Linked DNA regions of Homo sapiens: regions 2 and 3 are each linked to region 1. A link is a contact called in ENCODE Hi-C or POLR2A ChIA-PET data. All regions are on one chromosome and are shown on one strand. The core of a region is the stretch at or near the end of the contact, and the rest is flanking DNA. Distances in the headings are between cores, read along the strand shown. Region 1 holds the start of CNDP2 (carnosine dipeptidase 2). Region 2 has its middle 140 kb from the start of PTGR3. Region 3 overlaps TSHZ1 (teashirt zinc finger homeobox 1).

Region 1 (3,362 bases), core at 209-2,708:
TATCATAGTCTGTTGTAGAGAAATGATTAGGATATGAGTAAGACTATTAAGTATAAAAATGTTACATTTAACAAAATTCTATGAGGGATGTGGAATAGAAATAAAAAATAAAAGAGGAGGCAGGGATGGGGGGGACGGGGTGGCTCACGCCTGTAATCCCAGCACTTTAGGAGGCTGAGGCGGGTGGATCAGTAGGTCAAGAAATCGAGACCATCTTGACCAATATGGTGAAACCCTGTCTCTACTAAAAATACAAAAATTAGCTGGGTGCGGTGGTGCGCACCTGCAGTCCCAGCTACTCGGGAGGCTGAGGCAGAATGGCTTGAACCTGGGAGGCGGAGCTTGCAGTGAGCTGAGACTGGGCTACTGCATTCCAGCATGGCAACAGAGCAAGACTCTGTCTCTAAATAAATAAATAAATAAATAAATAAATAAATATAAAAAGAGGAAACAAACCATGTAAATTTTAAGGGAGGAGACAATTTTAACATTTTACTTTATGTGGGAACGTATACATCTCTTACAACTATTAAATTCATTTTTAAAAAATAATAACTCCCGAGCCATCACTCCTTAAAGAATGTGGTAGTGGTACAAGTTTAAAGAAAGTCTTTTGAGAACACTCTATTGGAAAAGTGAGCAGACTAGGGAATAACAATTTTACCCCCAAGAATTGTTGTTAAGATTAAAAAGGAAAGCGCTGTCGCAGACGCTCAAACACGGTGCTGGCTCTGCTTCCTTCATCAGTTCCTAGGGTCATGGGACACAAATACTAAAATATTTCCACTACTGGTAACGATGCTGGCGAACGCTTTCCTAATCCAGTTCAGACCGACCTCTCATTGGAGCTTGTGTGACCCGCAGGAGTCCGTGCCCCGACTCCGCCGGGACTGAAACGCAACGGAAAGTGCAGTGCTGGATGCGCAAGGGAATGGGAGCGTCGTGGGACCTCCGGAGCCTGGGAGATCAGAGGGTGGAGTCAGGGCCCCCTAGTTTTGGACTCCATTGCCGCACTGCAGGCGACTTCTCGGACCCCACCGTTGAAGCACCAGGCCCCCCGCCCACCCAAGAGCAACCGGGAAGCACAGCACAAGCCCACAGCTCCGGACACGCGCTCCCGTGTGCCCTGCCTCCCCTGAATCCCAACCCACGAAATCTCCGCCCCCTCGCCACGCCCACATCCCCGTCTACCGTCGGGGAGGGGCGACGAGGCGAAAGCCTTGTGGACCAGGCCGGGATTGGTGGGCGGGACGGAAATGGAGCTGGGAGAGGTGACGTCACCTTCCGCACCTGGCTCAGGGCGGAAATGGGGCGGGGAGAGAGTGACACCACCCCTCTGCCTGTGGCTGGATTGGTGGGCGTGGCGGGGGCGTGGCGATGCCTGCCCTCCGGACAAGGCGGGGTTGGTGGCCAGGGCGACCGCGGGGCGGGCCAGCGCCGGGGGTCGTGGCCGGGACACGTGGTACGGAACCGGCGCCGCGCTTGCTGCTGGTAACAGGGCCTTGCCTAGTGGGCCTTCCTTCCCAGGTGGGTCTTCCTGATGGACCTTCCTTCCCGGGTGGGCGCCCTGAGCTGGGAACGGGCTGGGCGGGGAGGACCCGGGTCAGCGGCGAGAGTCACGCCTCATTCGTGGGGGAGCGTGGGGCGCCCGGCCGCAGCCAGGCGGGAACAATGGTGTCCGGGCTGTTCCCGAGCGCGCGGTCGGGGGCGGAGGCCCGTGACGGCCATGGCCCCGGGGCCTCTCGCACCTCCGGGCCACTCGTGTCCCAGCAGCGCCGAGCGCGTCCCCGGTACGCAGGGACAAGCTGGGCGGCGCACTTGGCCTGAGCCTGCGTGGCCCTCCCTGGTGGAGTCGAGTGGAACGACCCGGGTTGGAGATGGGGTTGCGGGGAGCCGAGCGCTGGTCAGGCCACACCCCTCCCCAGGGGCCTGCTGAGAACTCCAGCCTTTCTCCAACGGATCCCTTTCCCGGAGACCTGGGGTGGGGAGTGTGGCGGGACAGAAGCCTCCCAGGTTCAAAGGGCCCTGGACAGCGTCCCTAGCTCCCGCCAGCATTTGAGGCAGCGTTTAAGGCTATAGGAGGAAGCGTCTGAGGGGAGACAAAATTCCCATGCCAGCTTGATGGTCTGGGGCAGGTGTCTTATTCAATTGGCTTCAGTTTCCTCATCTGTGAAATAGAGACAATATTTGGTCCTCACAGACAGGGCCACCAAACCAAACTCCCCACCGCCTGCCAAGGTCAGATTCCGTAGATCATCCAAGCATAGACTGCAGGAAGAGGCGGAGAACCCGGGGCCTGCTACCAATACCTTCCTTGTCCCTAATGTTTGCAGGCAGGAGTGGAGGAAGAGAAGTCCACATTATGCTTAGGGATCAAGTTCTAGCTTGGGCAGATTGGAGATTCTTTTATTGGTTCTTAATCAGACATGAAGGTGTGATTCAGTTATTTGTGTTATATATGCCTTCAATTATCAAGGGACAGGGACTGAGATTCTCAGAACTAGAAGACTCATTTGTGTGTACTACTGACGGTTCCAGGTGCCACAGCAATTTCTCCTGCCCTCCACTAGTCTCAACATTTAAATCATGTTACTCCCTTGCCAGGCATGGTGGCTCATGTGTGTAACCTCGGCACTTTGGGAGACCAAGGCGGACAGATCGCTTGAGTCCAGGAGTTCGAGACCAGCCTGAGTAACACGAGCAAACCCCGTCTCTACAAAAAATACAAAAATTAGCTGGGTGTGGTGGTGCGCACCTGCAGTCCCAGCTACTTGGGAAGCTGAGGCAGGAGGATCATTTGAGCCTGGGAGACAGAGGTTGCAGTGAGCCAAAATCACAGCAATGCACTCCTGCCTGGGTGACAGAATGACAACCTGTCTCTAAATAAATAAATAAAGTTACTCCGTATGAACTTTAGATTTTTAGAGGGGAGTGAGGTGTCATTTAAAAGGATAATGCTTTTGCTTAAATCAGCATACTGCTTTTACCTTAATTAGTGGTGTTCTCCAGAGCATATAAAAATGGTTCCATTTAATGGCTTTGTAACGGGGGAGGTGGGGGGAAGTGAAACAGGAGTAACCCAGAAGTGTGAATGGGAGGAGAAACTGGAACCTGGCCTAGCCTGGTTTGACTGGATGAGTGATTAACAGGAGTTGCTTTTTAGCCCATCTCTGATGGTGGAACAATCTGATCCCTGTTTCCTCTCTTTTAGTGAAAGTCGTAACTTAGATAATTACAGTCATATGTTGCTTAAGGATGGGGATACATTCCAAGAAAATGCATTGTTAGGCGATTCGTTGTTGTGTGCACATCCTGAGCTGCGCTCACACAAACCTGGATGGTACAGCCTCCTACATACCTAG
Region 2 (3,608 bases), core at 409-2,908, 570 kb after region 1:
ACAGGGCATCCATTGCAAACCCAACAAGATGAAAAAAACACTGTAAGAAATATCCTGAAGATGGAAATTAGAGAAATCAGCATTATGAAGCCAGCTTTGAAATACCAGGCTGGATGTGCTGGTCTTCACTGGGTGAAGGAGGTATCTGCTGAAGGCTTAGCATGTGGGCTTCTAGAATCCAGGCCCCACGTCTGGACCCTGAAACCCTCTGGTGAGAAAACAAAGAGGCCCAGCCCGTTACAGGCTGGGACACGTCGATGACTCTTGGCTTTCTTGGACTCTGGATCTGTAAAATCGACAAGGCAGAGGTGGGTCTTGAACCTCATGTTTGAGAAGTAAGCATGAGGGAAAGAACCTTCCACCCAAATGCCTACACCCTGCAGTCAGGACACAACTCTGCTTTTCTCTAGGCTGGACTCGAAGGATGCCCCCCTAAAGAGCTCACCAGCTGGAGACAGAAGACAGCCGTGGTCACAAAGCCCATTACCAGAATTAAATAAATCCGTTCTAAATCTCCCAGGCAAAGAATCATTTACTTCCTCCATGGCCCTGCATTTTCAATACCTTTTAATAAATTCTTTTAAAATGACCTAATTTCAACATGGCTTTCAACTTCATAAAAAGACAATTTATAACCAGGATAAACATGAACCTAGGACATGCCATTTCAGTCCTCTCCAGGATCTCACGTTACGCTTCAAATAACTTTTTAAGTGGAAGAATAAAAACCAACACAAAGTCAAGGTTTGTTTTTTAATTTCCACATTGAGCTCTGGTTTGAGCCTGAGCTTTCCAAGGCTGATCTGGGCTCCCTGCTTGTCCCGCCGGCGTCGGGCCCCTCCTGTGCAGGAAGCCGTCAGGGAGCCCCAGTTAGGAAGGGATCTCCCAGAGCAGGGCCACCTCTGTCCTCGCCTCCACTGCGCCACAGAGCCCCAGCAAATCTGCAGAGCTATCATGACTGATCTGTAAATAGGGCCATAACCCACGAATACAGTCTACCCCCAGTCTGGGCTCCCCTCTTTCACCTGTGCTCCTGCCGCAGTTGAAGGAGATAGAAGACGTTTTCATATCAGGATTGCAACATACGGCCCGTGGGAGAGGATGGTGATCCTAACCTATGCCTGGAAACGACGCTGCGAGTGACTTTTCTGGTAAGGGTCGGGACTCACAGTGATTGTCCAACGCGCAGTCTCTCACCCGTATTCAGAATGTCCTGGGAAACAGGCGGGGCTCTGGCTACGAGGCCACATATGTCCCACCTCCCCTGACCCCCCGCATGTCACAGGGCTCAGGTGCCTTTTCCTTTATCTCTAATTCCAGCTGTAAGCTCATGCCCCTGCACACAGCCTCTGCGTGTTCATCTTCAGGCCCTGAGCTTCTTGTGCAGCTAGGTAGGCGCTCAGCAAGTTACTTTAAATGGGTGGATAAATACATGGATTGTCAATTCGTCATCAGTTTTTCCTGTTTGCTTACTCACCTTCCTCTCTGTTGGTTTAGTCATAATGTTCTCAAATAACAAAAGCCTTTGGCAGGAATTGAATCAGATGAATGCACCGTGAACACACTGTCTTTTGGTCACGCTGGTTCAGAGCACGTCCCTCTACCTACTTCCACCTTTTTCAAAAACATTTCTTGATGAGCAGGGCCCTGAGACCAAACTTCACGGCAGACGCTGGATCTGAGTCACACTGTCTTGTCATGTGTGGTCAGGTGACCTGCAGCTTCCACCAGCAGGAAGAGATGCTGGGAGAGGATTTCCTCTTCACTCGCAGTCATCGTCATCTGAAGGGAAGCCTGCAAGTTCGTTCTGTTTCTAGTAAGATTTGTCTTTGCTTATGTCCTGGCTTCTTCCTCGCCCTGCAGACTTGGGCCAGTGCTGTTCACTGCACAGTTATTCTTTCCTCGACGTGCCGTGCAGAGAAGGCTGGTGTTTTGGGTAGTCTTGAACAATGGGGACTTCCTCTTCTCTAGAGAGAGCTCTTTGACTATAGGCAGGAAATGCTGCACGGGAGCCTGGTTAGCAGGGGTGCTGTGGGCCCCGGGCTGCAGGGCCTGCTATGCATGCAGCAGCATCTCGTGACGGGTCATCTCCTGGTGCGTCCTGTGATGAAGCAGGTGCGCCACAAGCCAGAGAGGAGCACCAGAGGGGAAAATAACACCCTGTCCATCTGACTGCAGAAGGCATGCCCCTCACATCTCCGTGCCTCTGCAATCGAGACACAGCGAGAGTGTCTCAGATGTAACGAATACCATAAATCTGTGTAAAGCAAGTCCTGGGGGAAGAAGAAGTATGGGGTCTCCCTTGGAAAGGACAACAAATATGCCACAGAATGGCACCCAGCACCCCTGAGGTGAGCCCAGCAGGCTGTGGACGGTGCTGAATTTCCAGTTACTTCTTAAGGCCTAAAGAAGATGGCTCAGCATGCTCCTGGCCTCTAATGCATTTGGAGTGGGGCAAAACACACACCTTCTCAGTGAGAGGGACTCAAGAGGTCCCAGAGGTGCAATCCTAAAATGGACAGGCTGCTCTTGGAGAAAAGGCGCCCTCCAGGCCTGGAAGACTCTAGCAGAGGCTGGTGGGCTCGATAGAGACACACAGTCTAGAAGGGCGTCCTCGCCGGGCCCGCCTGGCCCTGGGGCCACCAGGGCGTGTTCTGCAGTTCTGGGAAGCGGATCTGCTGACTGGGTCCTGAGCTGAGAACCGTGACTTCATTCCAGGCCTTCGATTTTATGAATAAGAGCTGGCCTCGAACTGCTGTGATGTCAGAGGAGTCACCTGTGCATCCTGAGGCTAGTGGGTCCTCTACAGAGTGAAGGCTGAGAATAGATAGACCCTAATATTAACACCAGCTCTAAGCCCTTTGATGATGTGAACAAGTCTCAGCGAGTGTCCGTGAATTGTTGAAGGAGAGTATCAGAAAGACAACACGGTCTGGACGTGGCAGTGATGGCAAAGTGTCCCCAAAGAAGCTGAAATCCATATAAGGTGGCCTTCTGACAGGTGCGTAGCGAGTCTTAGTTACATTGAGGGCAGAACGTCTCCCAGAGCAGCGAGCGTGGACTGTAACCTGACTGAACACATTCAGGAACCTGGAGAGAGGACGCCAGAGCCCGTGGGTGGCCGTGGGAGGACAGGGGAAGGAAGGCTTAGAGAAGCAGCCGCAGACGCTCACGGCAGGGCCGTGCAGGCAGAGGCATGTGGCCGAGGCCCCCACACTCCCTGCACGGAGAGGCTCCCAGCAGCCCAGTCCTCTGCCCTGGGGGTCCTCAGCCAGGTGGCCTGGCCCCAGGGGACAAGTGGCCATGTCTGGGTTGCCACAACTAGATGTGTGGTGGGTGGAGGCCAGGCCACTGCTGAGCCCTACGGTGCCCGGGATGACACAGCCCCTGTGCACCAGAGTCCGGGGAGACCCGCCCCAGGTCCCTGCCGCCTATGTGCCCTCATCTGGGCTGGCTGTGTCACTGGGCGCCTCCAGTAAGAATGTGTGGCTCTATGTCTAATGCAGAAATCAGCTGGCCTGCTGGCATTAGCTCCACTCCTCTGAGGGAAGGAGAGAACTGGGATTCGCTGCACACCAGGGTAACGCATCCCCGCCTGGGCGCACTTG
Region 3 (3,523 bases), core at 769-3,268, 750 kb after region 1:
GGTTAGCACTTGGCTTTGACTTCCACAAATACAATGCTCTGAATCAAATAAGTGCCAGGGGAGCGGGCTTCCCCTCTCCCCCAGCAAACACCACCTCACCGCCCTTCCAGGCACGTCACCAGCACCGAAGCGCCTTTACCTTATCAGCGTGGATTCAACCAAGACCTGCGCTTCACGTTTTGCTTCTTGAAAGCCAACATTTTGAAAAGAAAGTCAAACAGAGCATTTGTTAGTTGGGCATTTCCTACGAAAGACCAGCTCCAGTTCTTTGGAAGGAAATTGGCCAGATGCATGCACTGTTCAGGGCTTGTCTTAGTGCTAAAATGTAGCTAACGTGTGTGGCAAAGGTGAGGAAGTCCTGTGAGCTTCATAGTGGGAAGCGTCTCTTCTCATCTCAGGGCAGTGGGGATGACGATGGGGGCCTTGGTTCTCTGTTCAACCTCTGATGGGGTGTTTTTGGTTTCTGGTGTGTGTGTGTGTGTGTGTGTGTGTGTGTGTGTGTGTGTGTCAGAGAGAAAGAGAGAGGTAGGTCATATCCCTGTATCAGGTCCATCAAAACACACCCCAGTGCAGAACTCTTGATCCCTTGATTGCCTGCAAGCTCACAGCACACAGTGATAAGTGAAATCTCTGAGAGTAGATTTAATTTTATGAGCTGTATTATCCAAGAATACTAAGCCGTGGAGATCATGCTCAAGTCATGGGGTTTAAAGGGGTGATGGCTTCAGTTCTCTGTGTGGGGGAAGAAAGCCTGTGGCCTTTTTTTGTTTTTAGGCACAAAGCTAGTTTAATTGAAAGAATAATTTGATTTGCTGCTGCTACAGCAGAAGAGCTTGAGATGTGGCAAATTTTCTCTCCTTTCACCCAAACTCAAGAATTTAATGCTAGCAGGTGAACTTCTGAAGGCTGCTATCAAGTAGACAGAGACAATAACTGTCTTAAAAGCAGAATTTTGTCAATATTTTTTGCTGTGGGCCAAAGAACATTCACAATAATGGAGTACTAAAGCCCTGCTTGAAAATGCTGTAGAGGGAGCGGGAGTGGAGGATTTATTCCAAGTTTGAGCCTGCAGTGTTTTGGTGGTATATATGATTTCTGAATAATCTTTTTGCTCGAGCAAATGGAGGCACCCAGATATAATTTTCTGTTCAGGAAGAGCATTTGGTAGGCATTGCTACCCAGGGTTGCTGAACTGGAAGTGCCCTAGGCTGTAGTTTCTTTTCAGTTGCCGCATCGACCCACCACCGACCGTACACCTTCACCAAATGCCAGTGTTTTCTGACAGATAAAACAGGAGGTGGAATGGCCAGGAGCAGGCCATGCGGTCAGGGCTGAGGCGGTGGGCCTGCTGCTGGGAGAGGTACCCCAGAGGGCCACACTGCTCCTGCCAGGGGGGGCTGTGCCTCTTCTCTCAGTGAGTGGAGTCCCTTTGCCCTTGGTTTTAAATATGCCATTTCACCATGCTTTTGTAGAAAGTTGGTTAAACAGCAAATTGCACAACCCACAAAATGTAATGGCCTTTATGACTTAAAACAGATGCTAGATTCAGTTGCGTGAATTGCCTTGCCCCTTAAGTTATCTTACTTTGAAAAGAACGATTCCCTGAAATTTCACTTTGGAAAACACTGTTTCCCTCATTCTGCTTATGAGAACTGGTGCCTACATTTTTAATGCTATTGCAGTAAAGCGATTTTCTGATATAGATAGAGGTGAAGCCATTTTTGTAATTTTTCCAGTGTTCTCCGTATTTGGTATAATTAGAAGGGAGAGACGGAGGAGCAGTCACACACTCATATGTGAGCACACACACACTCACCCACAGCAGAGAAGCACAGCTTTGTCCTTCTTTTGAAGTGTGAAAAATATCAGTGACCTTATCATTAAATATACTTGTTGCTGTATTTATTTGAAATGTTCAGACCTTACTTTTTTTTTTTTTTTACTTCCTGTTCATTTTAGTGGGAAAGGGTGATAGCAAAAGATTTTATTTATTCAGAGCCACAGTGCAGGCAAAGTGAAAGTAAATCCTAGGCTTCCGGTGCATTCAGAAACCACAGTAAGAAAGCACTGTTTTCTCAAATATAAAGATAAGCGCACTAGCCAAATAATTTTTTTGAGGAGGTTGGAACAATAGAAGCCATCTAGAACTATTATTTGAGGCTATATATGAAAAATATATGTGAGCTTACAAAAATGTTTCTCATACTGGAAACTGTATCCATCAGGCAGACAAGACTTTCATCATGTTTATAGACAGTGATAGCAATGTAGCTCTGTCATAATATCAGTGGCCTCAGTAATTGTATTCTACTTCAAGTATAAGGTTCTGATTCTGGCGCAAGTTAATAATTCTGTTTTTACTGAAGACTTTTTCCCTTCAGAAATATCATATGATGAAGTTGCCTGTGGAAGGTGATCGAAGTGTATTCACCCTCAGGTTCATCTGGAAAGTCCTAGACTGTGGCCCACATGTTTCCTTCACGCTCACCTTCGTGTGTATTTCAGGCATTACCTTGTGATTGTTTAGATACTCTTATCATTATACATAATCCAAGGGTTATTTATCGTAAGATAGACTGAGTAATGCTGAACTCACAAATATGGGGCTGAAAATGTAAACACATTTTTGTAAATCCAATTGACAGTTAATTGGCCCACATTAATGGAGAGTTGAAGTGAAAGAAAATAGAAAACCACAAATTTCTAAAAGAAATTTTTCCCCTCATTTGGAATCCATTTTATACGTTTATTGGAAGCTAATGTTTCAGTTAACTATGACATATAGATATACGTTTACTTGCCTAATTATACTTGCTGTTAACAATACATCATGTGTTTGCCTGTGCGTCCAGCTTTGCGAGTGTGATGGTTTAATTACCCTCTGTGGTGTCTGCACGCTCTGCTAAGTCTTGTGTGGGGGAACGGTTAGAAATAGCCGCAGAGGCAAGGATTTAGAAGCTGGTGTGCCGTGAAGCCATAGGGTCACCCACCAGCAGCAGTACCAGGCGAGCCACCTCCGCGTGGGAGGAGGCCCAGGTGTCTGCTTCCTAACGCGGGGCCTGAGCCGGGCACCCTGGGGTGGAGAGGCTTGGATGGGAGCCCCAGATCTGGGCCACTGTGGTCCCTGGGCTACTGGGGGAAAGCCAGGTCCTTCACCGCCCTCCTGCCTACCCGGGGCTCTGGGCTCCAGGCCGTGGCTGCTCTCTGTCCCTTGTCCCTGCGGCCACCCAGGCCCCACCTGCTACCCGGGCAGGCTGCTCAGACACACATCCTTCCTAGTGGTCTTCCTGCAACTCCTCTGGTGGAGACCCCGGAGCCACACGGGTTGAGAGCCCTGGGTGCCTCGCCTGCCCCCACGGGGTCCTGGGGAGAGGATCATGCCCTGTGGCTCTGCATCGCTCTCACCCCTGTGGCGGGTGGGGGCAGCTGGCCTTCTCCCTGCCCTACCCCTGCAGTAGGTGGCGCAGGGTGCAGGCGGGTGGGTGGGGGGAACAGATGACTTCCTCCTCATCTAACTCCTGCA

The links. Hi-C counts contacts between places; a loop is a spot of excess contacts on that map. ChIA-PET counts read pairs that join two places held with the same protein, here RNA polymerase II (POLR2A). Pooled maps may share reads with other maps.
Region 2: a map of CD4-positive, alpha-beta memory T cell shows a loop between it and region 1 (17-fold over the local background). The contact joins the enhancer-like site here to the promoter of CNDP2 in region 1. A Hi-C loop is called at or near these places in 3 of 168 maps with a recorded cell type or tissue (CD4-positive, alpha-beta memory T cell, heart right ventricle and naive thymus-derived CD4-positive, alpha-beta T cell) and 10 of 50 pooled maps. POLR2A ChIA-PET finds 5 or more read pairs at or near these places in 1 of 52 experiments (OCI-LY7).
Region 3: a loop to region 1 is called in a pooled map, with 7 times the contacts of the local background. The contact joins the enhancer-like site here to the promoter of CNDP2 in region 1. A Hi-C loop is called at or near these places in 1 of 168 maps with a recorded cell type or tissue (CD4-positive, alpha-beta memory T cell) and 9 of 50 pooled maps. POLR2A ChIA-PET finds 5 or more read pairs at or near these places in 1 of 52 experiments (A549).

The regions. Positions count from the first base shown.
Region 1 is chr18:74,494,905-74,498,266 of GRCh38, forward strand. It overlaps CNDP2 (carnosine dipeptidase 2), which reads left to right and starts at 1,459. Exons shown (of 12, transcript NM_018235.3): 1 at 1,459-1,527. RefSeq lists enhancers at 745-1,014, 1,572-2,084, 2,468-2,567 and silencers at 1,285-1,794, 1,925-1,974.
Region 2 is chr18:75,069,458-75,073,065 of GRCh38, forward strand. No RefSeq gene overlaps it. Among named protein-coding and RNA genes, the nearest start is that of PTGR3, 140 kb to the right of the region's middle. RefSeq lists enhancers at 862-2,061, 922-1,422, 1,711-1,860, 3,141-3,608. Within about 2 kb of position 1,659, at least 28 of the 41 ENCODE cell types and tissues checked have a DNase peak (open chromatin) inside an H3K27ac peak, as active enhancers do; they include heart right ventricle, where a contact is called at or near this core.
Region 3 is chr18:75,245,938-75,249,460 of GRCh38, forward strand. All of the region lies in intron 1 of TSHZ1 (teashirt zinc finger homeobox 1), which reads left to right. Among named protein-coding and RNA genes, the nearest start is that of TSHZ1, 37 kb to the left of the region's middle. Within about 2 kb of position 2,019, at least 14 of the 41 ENCODE cell types and tissues checked have a DNase peak (open chromatin) inside an H3K27ac peak, as active enhancers do.